3 separate regions of the Homo sapiens genome follow, and regions 1 and 3 are each linked to region 2. A link is a contact called in ENCODE Hi-C or POLR2A ChIA-PET data. All regions are on one chromosome and are shown on one strand. The core of a region is the stretch at or near the end of the contact, and the rest is flanking DNA. Distances in the headings are between cores, read along the strand shown. Region 1 overlaps TBL1X (transducin beta like 1 X-linked). Region 2 overlaps TBL1X (transducin beta like 1 X-linked). Region 3 overlaps TBL1X (transducin beta like 1 X-linked).

Region 1 (2,843 bases), core at 224-2,723, 110 kb after region 2:
AAAAAAGAAGAAAGTAATTAAGATACATAGAGAAAAGGGACTGGAAGAAATCCCCCAATGTGAGAACAGGAGTTGTGTTGATTGTTTAACAATGTGAGTTAATTTCTCCATCTTCCAAATTGCTTTCTCTTATATTCCCAAAGTCATATCTTGACTTTTGTTTGAGTGTGATTTGCAATGGTGCTATCCGTCGTAAATCTCTGGTTTAGCATTCATGCTGTCTTCCAATTTCCAAATATTGAATCCAGAATTCATGAGTGTTCCAAGGTGCTGGAGACCACACTGTAGGGCTGGAGGACATGAGCGTCTCTGCACCTAGCTCTTCCTAGTAGCTGACTTGCAGCAGGAGCTGAGGCTTCTCCTGGCATCACCTCCACTACAATTCTCTGTGAGCATTTCCAGGAAGCAGCACCCCCTACCCTAGCCGAGGCCCGTCCAAGGTTGTCTCGTTGTCCTAGCCCGCCATTGCCCTGGGAGGAAGTAGCCACATGAGTTTATGGCCTGAGTAATGCTTTTCCCTCCTGGATGCTCCCCACATCTAGAGGATATGAAAATAGTCTTGGCAAGGGTGCCTGGTCTGCGCTTGTCAGCGGCCTGAGCTGTATTCAGCCACCACCCTTGGGGTCCAGGCCAGATGTTATGGCAAAACCGTATTTTAACGAGATCCTTCTGGTATTTCTTTTGGACGCCGTCCGAGGCAGCTTCATTTTACGCTAAATTCCATGTTATGGTGGGTCATCTCAAACAGGTCTGCAGCGCATAAAAATGTTCTCACTGCACTCTGTTTTCTGTAGCAAAATGTTGTTGGAGGTTAGGATGGGAGTTGAGGACTGGGCCTTGAGGGTTTTTTTCATATAAACACATTAAAATGGAAAGCTGATATGAACACGTTCAGTGATATAGACTGCAAAGGCAAAAAGAATTCTCCCCAGCATATTTTTTTTTCTTTTTACCATGGATGTAATTGGAGTTTACATATGATAAGAACTGCTTCTTGGGCAGAAAATGTAATCCTCTGGTGAGACTAATCCATCATTGTTGAAGTGAAGGGAACTGGTAGTGAATTCGCCCCACAGATGAAGATAGGATTTCTAATTCCCTCGCCTTTTCTGTTTACTGTTCCTAACTCCGTGAGAGTGTGCGTGTGTGTCTGTGTTTTCTTCACCATTTGATTTTTCATCCCGGCTCCCACTTCCTCATCCTTGGCCTCTCTCGCATCTTTATTTTTATCACACCCTCCCCACCTCCACCACCTTGTCCCAGCACTGAGAGGAAAGTGGGCAGCTTTCCAGGCAGCTGCAGTCCTGCTGGAGAAACCTTTATGATCCAGGAAATATTGACTGAGGAGAAGCTGTGCTGACTCCGCTATGAATAAGGAGGTTGGAAAACTGTCAGCATTTGCAGAAACAAAAGGAAGTGCTACATATACGTTTTGGTTTCATAATGACTGTATTGTAAAACCCCTTCTCTTTAGCCTACTAGATTGGACAAGTGTGTTAACCAGTGGCTGTTTGGTATCCATTGATCATAGAGCTAGACCAACAACCAAAGTTGTTTACCTCTCATAAGGTGGCTTTTGCAGGCGTGCCAAAATCATATTATGAAACTCCCAGCCACAAATTCTGACATGTATTTTCACTTCCTATCCAATAAGGGATATCCCCACCCCTTTACTCCCCGACTACTGTAGTCATAAAGGTACACTCCTAGTTCCTCCCTCTCTCTTTCTCAGCTTCTCGGTCCCTGTGTGTGATAAGGTTTCTTGTTGCCCTGTGTGGCATGGTGTGGCACGCCCCAGCATACTCCCTTCCTTGGGAACTGAGTAATAAATTCTTTCAATGGCATTAGCCTCTTTGTGTTGTCACTCAGTCACCTCCATAAATTAAAACCCTTCAGGTTTTGTTGGCACTGTAAGGTAATTTATTTTCTCTACATAGGATTTTAGAATTGAAAGGGACCTTGTAGATCATTGAATTCCACCTGTCCATGGGTCAGAAAAGGGAGCTGGGGAAACTGTTAGGGGGCAGATCCAGGCCTTGGAGCACCTGGTTAAATGTGTTCTCCCCATAAGCCTAAGAAATGGTACCAAATTCTTATGTCATTGCATCCAATATGGTCCTTCCTTCTTTCTTCTCTTCTGTTTCTTTCCTTTGCTCTCAAGACTGGTGTATCACTTTGTCTCCCAGGCTGAAGTAAAGTGTGTTTGTTATATTGCAGTGGTTTTTTATTCGTATTATTATCATCATATTGTTTTTTGTTGTTTTTTTCTGGATATTTTTGATCTGTGGTTGGTTGATTTGGTGGACGCAGAACTATCGGATATGGAGAGTCAACTGTATATAAAATCAGGTCAGCACACTTTTCCTGTAGAGGAGCAGATAGTAAATATCCTCAGCTTTATGAGCCATGTGGTCTCTGTTGCACCTACTCAACTCTCCCATTGTAGTGTGAAAATAGCCATAGACAACACATCAACTCATGGGTGTGGTTGTATCTCAATAAAACTTTATTTACACACACTGGCAGTGAGCCAGACTTGGTCTGTGGGCCTCAGTTTGCAAGCCCATGATCTAGGCAATGCACAGATAGCAGATGGTGTCCCTCAGCTTTGGATAGCTGTAAGTATTACAAGTATGTGAGTCTGTTAAATACTTAATAAAAATTCCAGTTTTAATGTTACAAATTGATACCCTTGGTATTTGTTTTAGCTGAAGATGCAAAACCAACTCCACAGCTGCCTGAGTATTAAATTCTACTTTTCTCTGCCAAATAAGCAGTATTTCTAAAGGCCAGTGATTGATAACTTAGCAGATTTTGCTGATGAATCAGGCCAACATTAGCTG
Region 2 (3,222 bases), core at 485-2,984:
CGAAGGTGGGAGGGATGTGGGTGGGTGTTGCGGGAGGAAGGGCATGGAACTGACAAATTATCCAAGAGTTTTGATCATGTAAAAAATGTAATAGATTGTTGGAGAGTGTGGGAAGGATTATCAAAGAGTACAAAGAAAACTGAAATGAAAACAGAGGCAAATAATAATTCTAGGAGAACACAAAAAGTATACTAAAAAAAAATCATAGGCTGGGTGCGGTGGCTCACGCCTGTAATCCCAGCACTTTGGGAGGCCGAGGCGGGCGGGTCACGAGGTCAGGAGATCGAGACCATCCTGGCTAACACGGTGAAACCCCGTCTCTACTAAAAATACAAAAAAAATTAGCCGGGCGTGGTGTTGGGCACCTGTAGTCCCAGCTACTCGGGAGGCTGAAGCAGGAGAATGGCGTGAACCCGGGAGGTGGAGCTTGCAGTGAGCCAAGATGGCGCCACTGCACTCCAGCCTGGGTGGCAGAGCGAGACTCCGTCTCAAAAAAAAAAAAAAAAAAAAAATCATAATCATACTATATTGCCCACTCAGCAGTGCCCATTCCATTGTCAAAGTAATATATGTGAAATATTGATTTAGCTGAAAAAAAAAGTTATATGAGCTATCGAAAACGTGGAAGGGTCAGTGTAAGATTGGTGGTGGGAATGTAAAAAACCAACAATCCTTACCTATGTGTGTGAAAATCAGTAAGTGATATCTAAACTTGATGTATTGATTAGAGTATCACAAACAGACTATTTAGAAACATGGAAGTCTGGCCAGGCATGGTGGCTTATGCCTGTAATTACAACACTTCGGGAGGCCGAAGCGGGAACGTCACTAGAGCCCCGGTGTTTGAGACCAGCCTGGGCAGCATAGCGTGACCCTTTCTCTACCAAAAAATTTAAAGCATTAGCCAGGCATGGTGGTGTGCTCCTGTGGTCCCAGCCACTGGAGAGGCTGAGACAGGAGGATCACTTGAGTCCTGGAGGTCAAGGCTGCAGTGAGTCGTGATGGTGCCACTGCACTCCAGCCTGGGTGACAGTGAGACCCTGTCCCAAAAACAAAAAACAAAAACAACAACAAAAAAACAAACTTGGAAGTCACTATGCAGGGAACAGCACCAATAACAGAAACAGCTCCAAGAAAGTGGTTGCTTTGGGAAGTGGAATTGGTGATAGATGGTGCTAAAAGGCATGTAATTAATAAAAGGAGCCTTTTGCCTCACCTGCATTTTAAAAAAAATTTTGTACATGTATTACTTTGTAAAGACTAAAAGTGGTTTGGAAAGTGAAAGTATAGGATATACTATCTGTATAATTACAGACATTTTGGCATAGTTAAAAGCAGGGTTTCACAACCTTGGCATTGATTGACGTTTGTGTCAAATAATTCTCTTTGTTAAGAGGACCTGTCCTGTGTGTTGTGGGATGTTCCGCAGCATCTCTGGCCTCCACCCACTGGATGCCAGTGGCATTCCTCCGCCAGTCCTGACAAATAACAGTATCTCTAGACATTGCCCAATGTTTCCTGGGGGTCAAAATTACCTGTAAGAACCACTTGTTTTGAAGGATTTTTAAATATGTCATTGAATAAACCTCAATATATAACCCTGCTGTTTGATATTGGTAATACAGGAAACACCAGCTTCCTTACACAGACCTTGAACCCTGGAGCAAATGAAGCGGTTTGGAATCCTCTGGCACTGGAACACCCGCAATGCTCATGCTGGTGCATGTATTAGTCAGCGTCTGGCTCTTGGCCCGGTTAATTCAGAGCTCACTAAAAACAGAAAAGGGATCAGGAGGAAACTGCAGCTTCTCTGTCATGCTTAGTGGCTTCTGAAAACATATTTTAGATTTTTCATGTTGCTTTCATGATGGTACAACTTGAATTTCTCTGGAGTTGAAATGTTAATCATTATGGCAAAAATATTGCACCCTTTGGATGCATTCCAGTGCTCAGGTGGCTGCGGACAGATCCTCTCTGTCTCTCTGCTTCCCTCCACAATTCTTTTGCAAGTTCTTAGTTAAGTTATTGTCAAGTGTTTTTCCCTAGAATTGACACAGGAAGTCAACAGGAAAATGGTATCTCAGATTTTTTGATGTGGATGAAACCTCATAAATAGTTTAAAACCCTCATTTCACAGCTGAGGAAACTCTGGTGCAGAGAGGGTTTTTTACAATTAATTGGGAGCACAATGGGGCCTGGAACTCTGTTCTTCTGTTTTACTCTTTCCTTTTAAAATACAACATGTGTGCCCAGTAATGCTGGAGGAGGATGATAGAACGGGCTGGGGAAGGGCTAGGGCATCTGGCGGGTCATGGGAGTTTGTCAGGATTTTCGCACTGTTAGAAGTTCTCAGCATCCTCTGCCAGGGGCGTGTACCCTTAGTAAGCTTAGAGAAAATGGCACAGAGAGGCAGGAAGTGTAGTTTCCATGATCTTTCCAGGAGGTGCTCCTGTACCTCAGTTCCTGATGGCCCAGAACTGGGTGGAGAGTGTAGGCTGGTGCATTGGCGTGTCTGACAGGGAAGACCCTGGCCTCCTTATCTTGCAGCTCTTGCTACCAGGGCACTCATGGAGCCAGCGTGCACCGCCACTGCAGCTGTTCTTGAAGAAGTGGCCAGAAGAGTGAAATTGGCCCGTTGAGGAAGGGTGTGGAGCTGCTTCTCTGTGGGTCCCTGCATGACTTCCCTGTTCCTTCCCCTGGGATCAACCTTCCTCACCCCACATGGTTCAGCAGATGAGGGTTAAGTCTGCCCCAGCTTGGGGGACGCTGGTGTCCCACTCAAACCGGTTGTCCAGTATTTTGGTGCTGCACCAGGAGAGTGCCATCTGCAGTCTGCAGGGCTGTCTTGCCCAGGTGGCCCCTTCTTCCCTCGGATGGATGGGGCATACTGTTCTGACCACCATGTCTCCTTCCAGGCCACATCCTCTTTCGTGAGCACTGTGAGGGCATCACCCCACATTTTTAGAAACCTCAGCGCCCCATCTTGCCCCCATCCCTTGCCTTTGGCACCACTTAAACTACAGCCTCATTCTCTTCCTCCTCGCCTGAGTTCTCCAGCCAACTCAAGTGCCACCTCCTCCATGAAGCCCCTGTAGGTTTCCTCCACTGGGACAAGGACGCGCAGAGATGAAAGGCAGAGAAGTCCAGCCCTGGGACTTCCAGGCCGTCAGTTCAATCCTTTGAGCCTCTGTCTCCTCCTCTGTGCAGTGGGGCAGTTCAGTG
Region 3 (3,180 bases), core at 371-2,870, 80 kb after region 2:
CCAGGCTGGTCTCAAACTCCTGGACTCAAGTGAGCGACCACGCCCAGCCGACATTCCCAGGTTTTCTTTACGTTTTAATAAATATGAGTAGTCCATGTTCAGAGTAGAAACTATACAACGTGTAGAAAGATACACATGCAATTGGGAGCCGTGCTTTTCCCACACAGTCCCCTGTCATGGACATTGCCCCTGCCTGAAATGCTGTTTTCCTGGCCGCATCTTATGCCACTAGTTTATTCCATATTTAAATGGAGGCGTCACTGCTCGGCATTGGAACTCTAGTAACGAAGAAATAATTCTTTGATTATATTTACCATTTCAGACCATTGACTCCAAGTAAATAAATATAACCGTAAAACTAATGGGAAATTTTTTACTTTGCGGGGAATATTTTCGTACTGAAAGTATTGTATATCTGATTGTGGGTAAATGGAGAGAAGTGTATGAAAGAAAGCAAGCAACATAAAATATTTTTATGCATTTCTCCCCAAACTTTTCCTCTGTATGTGTTTTCCTACAGGTTTGGGTCAAACTGTAACCTTGTTGGCCCTCTTTTCTGTTTTGTTGTCGCCCCCTGCCACCCAATTTGGGACATATCATAAATATCTTTCCATTAACCTAGCTTTGAAATTTTTAACTTGCACTGGAAGACCACAGCGTTTAATGTCAAACAACGTAACTTTAAATCCTAGCTTCGCTGGGATTTAAGTTGGTTATCTTCCCTAAGCCTTTATTTGTTAAACCTATAAAATGGTAATAAGAGTAATGGTCATATTTATCTCTTGGAGTTATGACTGGTGAGATCGATCGTATCGTGCACATAGCACTCACACCTGATAGCTAGCATACAATCCATGCCGTGTATTGGTTTCTAAAATCATCTTCATGGCGGCCTGATAGTTCCCATATGTGTTCACTGCAATTTATTTCATCGTGCTGTCACTGGACAATGAGATTGTTTCGAGAACCACACATTGTCTTCTTTACAATTACATAGGATGAAAAGATGTGCAAAGTGGTAAAACAAGCCTGTGTCAGCCCCCAAATAAGCTGCTCCCCAGGCAGATGTTAGAAAAGGTGTATTGGGATTTATATGTAAACTTTATACATACATTTAAAATTCTGTCTTAAGCTGGTTACTGATTGTGAAATGAAAATAAACTCAGTTTACATCTGAGCAGAGAAAAGAGCCGCTGCCTCCAAATGGGCAGAGTTTGCTCGTTTCCATGAAGCAACTTGGAGAAAGAGGTGCCCTTTAGAGGCTGAGGTCAGTTCAAGCAGATCTTCCAGTGACCCTGGCTCGGTCCAGTCTGCATGGAGACAAGCCCCAAAGACCTGAGCCTTGTCCAGGCCATCCCTCCAAGCAATGGATTCTTCCAGCACAGACGCCAACAGCCTGACTAATAGCAGCCTAACTAATGACACTCACTTTCTCAGGTGCCTTCAGAAACCAAGGGCTGCTTTAGAAGATCTTTAAGATGTTTACATAACAGGGCAAATGGCTGAAAGATAAAGCTTCCCCTCCAGTGATGTCAGAGGAGCTCTGTGCGCTGCCCTTCCTACAATACACGCCCCCTTCATCAGCTCGTGCTTCCTTCGCTGTTTCAGAACACGGCTGGCCTCTTGGCAAGAAACGAACTTGCCCTTTCTGTCCTTAACTACCAGCACCAGCTCTCCAGCAGGCCCCATGTGATTCTACTTTTTAAGATAATTAAAACAGCAATTAAGATTTTGTTTGGGGCCAGTGTTCTCCCACAGAATGATGGCATATTGAGTGCTCTAACTACATACTCAATGAAATGAAACTCTTAAACAGCCATTTCTCCTGGGACCGAATGCTGAACTGTTTTGTGAAGGGAACTGCGAATTAATAGGACTTTTGGCCACCTTGAAACCAAGGCTTAAAAAAAAATACTATAAATAATCTCCCCTTCAGCTTCTTGACGGCTCTAAACCCCAAATTATCACTTATATTGAATTACTTATCTTTAGCAGAGAAACTTCAAAAATGCCATCAGCCCATGCTCGTTTGTTCTTCTTTGCCTTCTTTAAGCAGCACAGTGAGAGAATGTTGTGGCTTTAACCCAAAGTGGAAGGTGGTTATTTCGTTTTTGCGCAATCACAACTCCAAACACCTCAAATCAACCTAATTGAAGGTGTCTTTAATCAAAGCTGGGTCAGGCAAGAAAATAAACACAGTTGCTCTAATTAAGACTCCCCTCTCATCCCCCTCCTGTTTGGGGCCAAGGAGGAGCTGTGAGTGCTGCCAAAACTCTCCTTTATTTTAGAACTGGAGAAATTGGAAAACATCCACAGGAGTTCTCAGAACTCGAAGGCTGGAAGCGGATGCTGTTCGGGAAACCGGTTAGGTGTTAGAATGCGGCTTGTGTCTCCAGCTGTACATACTAGAAAAGAATGCCCAAACACAGGCCTCTGGTGGTAGTTCTTTTTGGTTGGGCTTTATGTGTGCCACCTTGCCTGCTTGACATTGCTGATGAGCCAGGACGAGGAGTCGAGCCCTGAGTGGTCATGGGCGAGGCAGGTGTGTGTTTCCCTGATCCTCTCCTACTGACCTTTCAGGTCTCTCTTGGGGAATTGCTGGAGGAGCTAAAATACCAGCTCCCACATACTGGATATTTTCTGTGCATCGGGCTCTGCATAAAAGCATTGACTCCTCACACTCTCCCCTTTACATAGGGGCTATTTGATACTCAGTTTAGAGATAAGGAAACAGCCATATAACTGACCCTCCAATCCCAGGGCTAGATAGTGGTGCAGCTGCCCCTAGAAGTCAGGGTCTCTGGCGCTTGGCCAAAGGCTCCCTGAATCCCACATCTTTACCTGTTCTCTGTGGCTCTCAGGACGTGAGCTACCTTATCTCTAGCCAATAAGCCTATACGGATGGGGACTCTCACCCTGATTTACCCTAACTTTATTGTAATAAAGTCATAACTGTCATAAGAAGTAATAGTTGCAATAAAAAGTAGTAATTGTAATAAAGCATGAACATTCCAAACTCCATGTTATTTGTCCACAAAAATAGTTCTTGGCACAGAAGACAAAGGCGGACTTTTTCCCACAGAATACATAGCTGTCGATGGCACTTTGCTTTGAACCTTGGTGTAGAGGGCAGTCCTCATGCCCTGGGCTGAGGGGTGCATGTGACACATCATTAAAAGT

What was found. A loop is a pair of places that touch in the nucleus more often than their neighbours do. ChIA-PET counts read pairs that join two places held with the same protein, here RNA polymerase II (POLR2A). Pooled maps may share reads with other maps.
Region 1: a map of aorta shows a loop between it and region 2 (2.1-fold over the local background). The contact joins two enhancer-like sites. A Hi-C loop is called at or near these places in 1 of 168 maps with a recorded cell type or tissue (aorta), 3 of 37 single-sample maps with no recorded cell type and 10 of 50 pooled maps. POLR2A ChIA-PET finds 5 or more read pairs at or near these places in 1 of 52 experiments (T-cell).
Region 3: a map with no recorded cell type shows a loop between it and region 2 (2.4-fold over the local background). The contact joins two enhancer-like sites. A Hi-C loop is called at or near these places in 2 of 37 single-sample maps with no recorded cell type and 7 of 50 pooled maps.

Annotation. Positions count from the first base shown.
Region 1 is chrX:9,675,903-9,678,745 of GRCh38, forward strand. All of the region lies in intron 5 of TBL1X (transducin beta like 1 X-linked), which reads left to right. Among named protein-coding and RNA genes, the nearest start is that of GPR143, 89 kb to the right of the region's middle. Within about 2 kb of position 1,474, at least 6 of the 41 ENCODE cell types and tissues checked have a DNase peak (open chromatin) inside an H3K27ac peak, as active enhancers do.
Region 2 is chrX:9,564,782-9,568,003 of GRCh38, forward strand. The region is part of intron 2 of TBL1X (transducin beta like 1 X-linked); the gene reads left to right. Among named protein-coding and RNA genes, the nearest start is that of TBL1X, 100 kb to the left of the region's middle. Within about 2 kb of position 1,735, at least 5 of the 41 ENCODE cell types and tissues checked have a DNase peak (open chromatin) inside an H3K27ac peak, as active enhancers do.
Region 3 is chrX:9,645,301-9,648,480 of GRCh38, forward strand. All of the region lies in intron 3 of TBL1X (transducin beta like 1 X-linked), which reads left to right. Among named protein-coding and RNA genes, the nearest start is that of GPR143, 120 kb to the right of the region's middle. Within about 2 kb of position 1,621, at least 3 of the 41 ENCODE cell types and tissues checked have a DNase peak (open chromatin) inside an H3K27ac peak, as active enhancers do.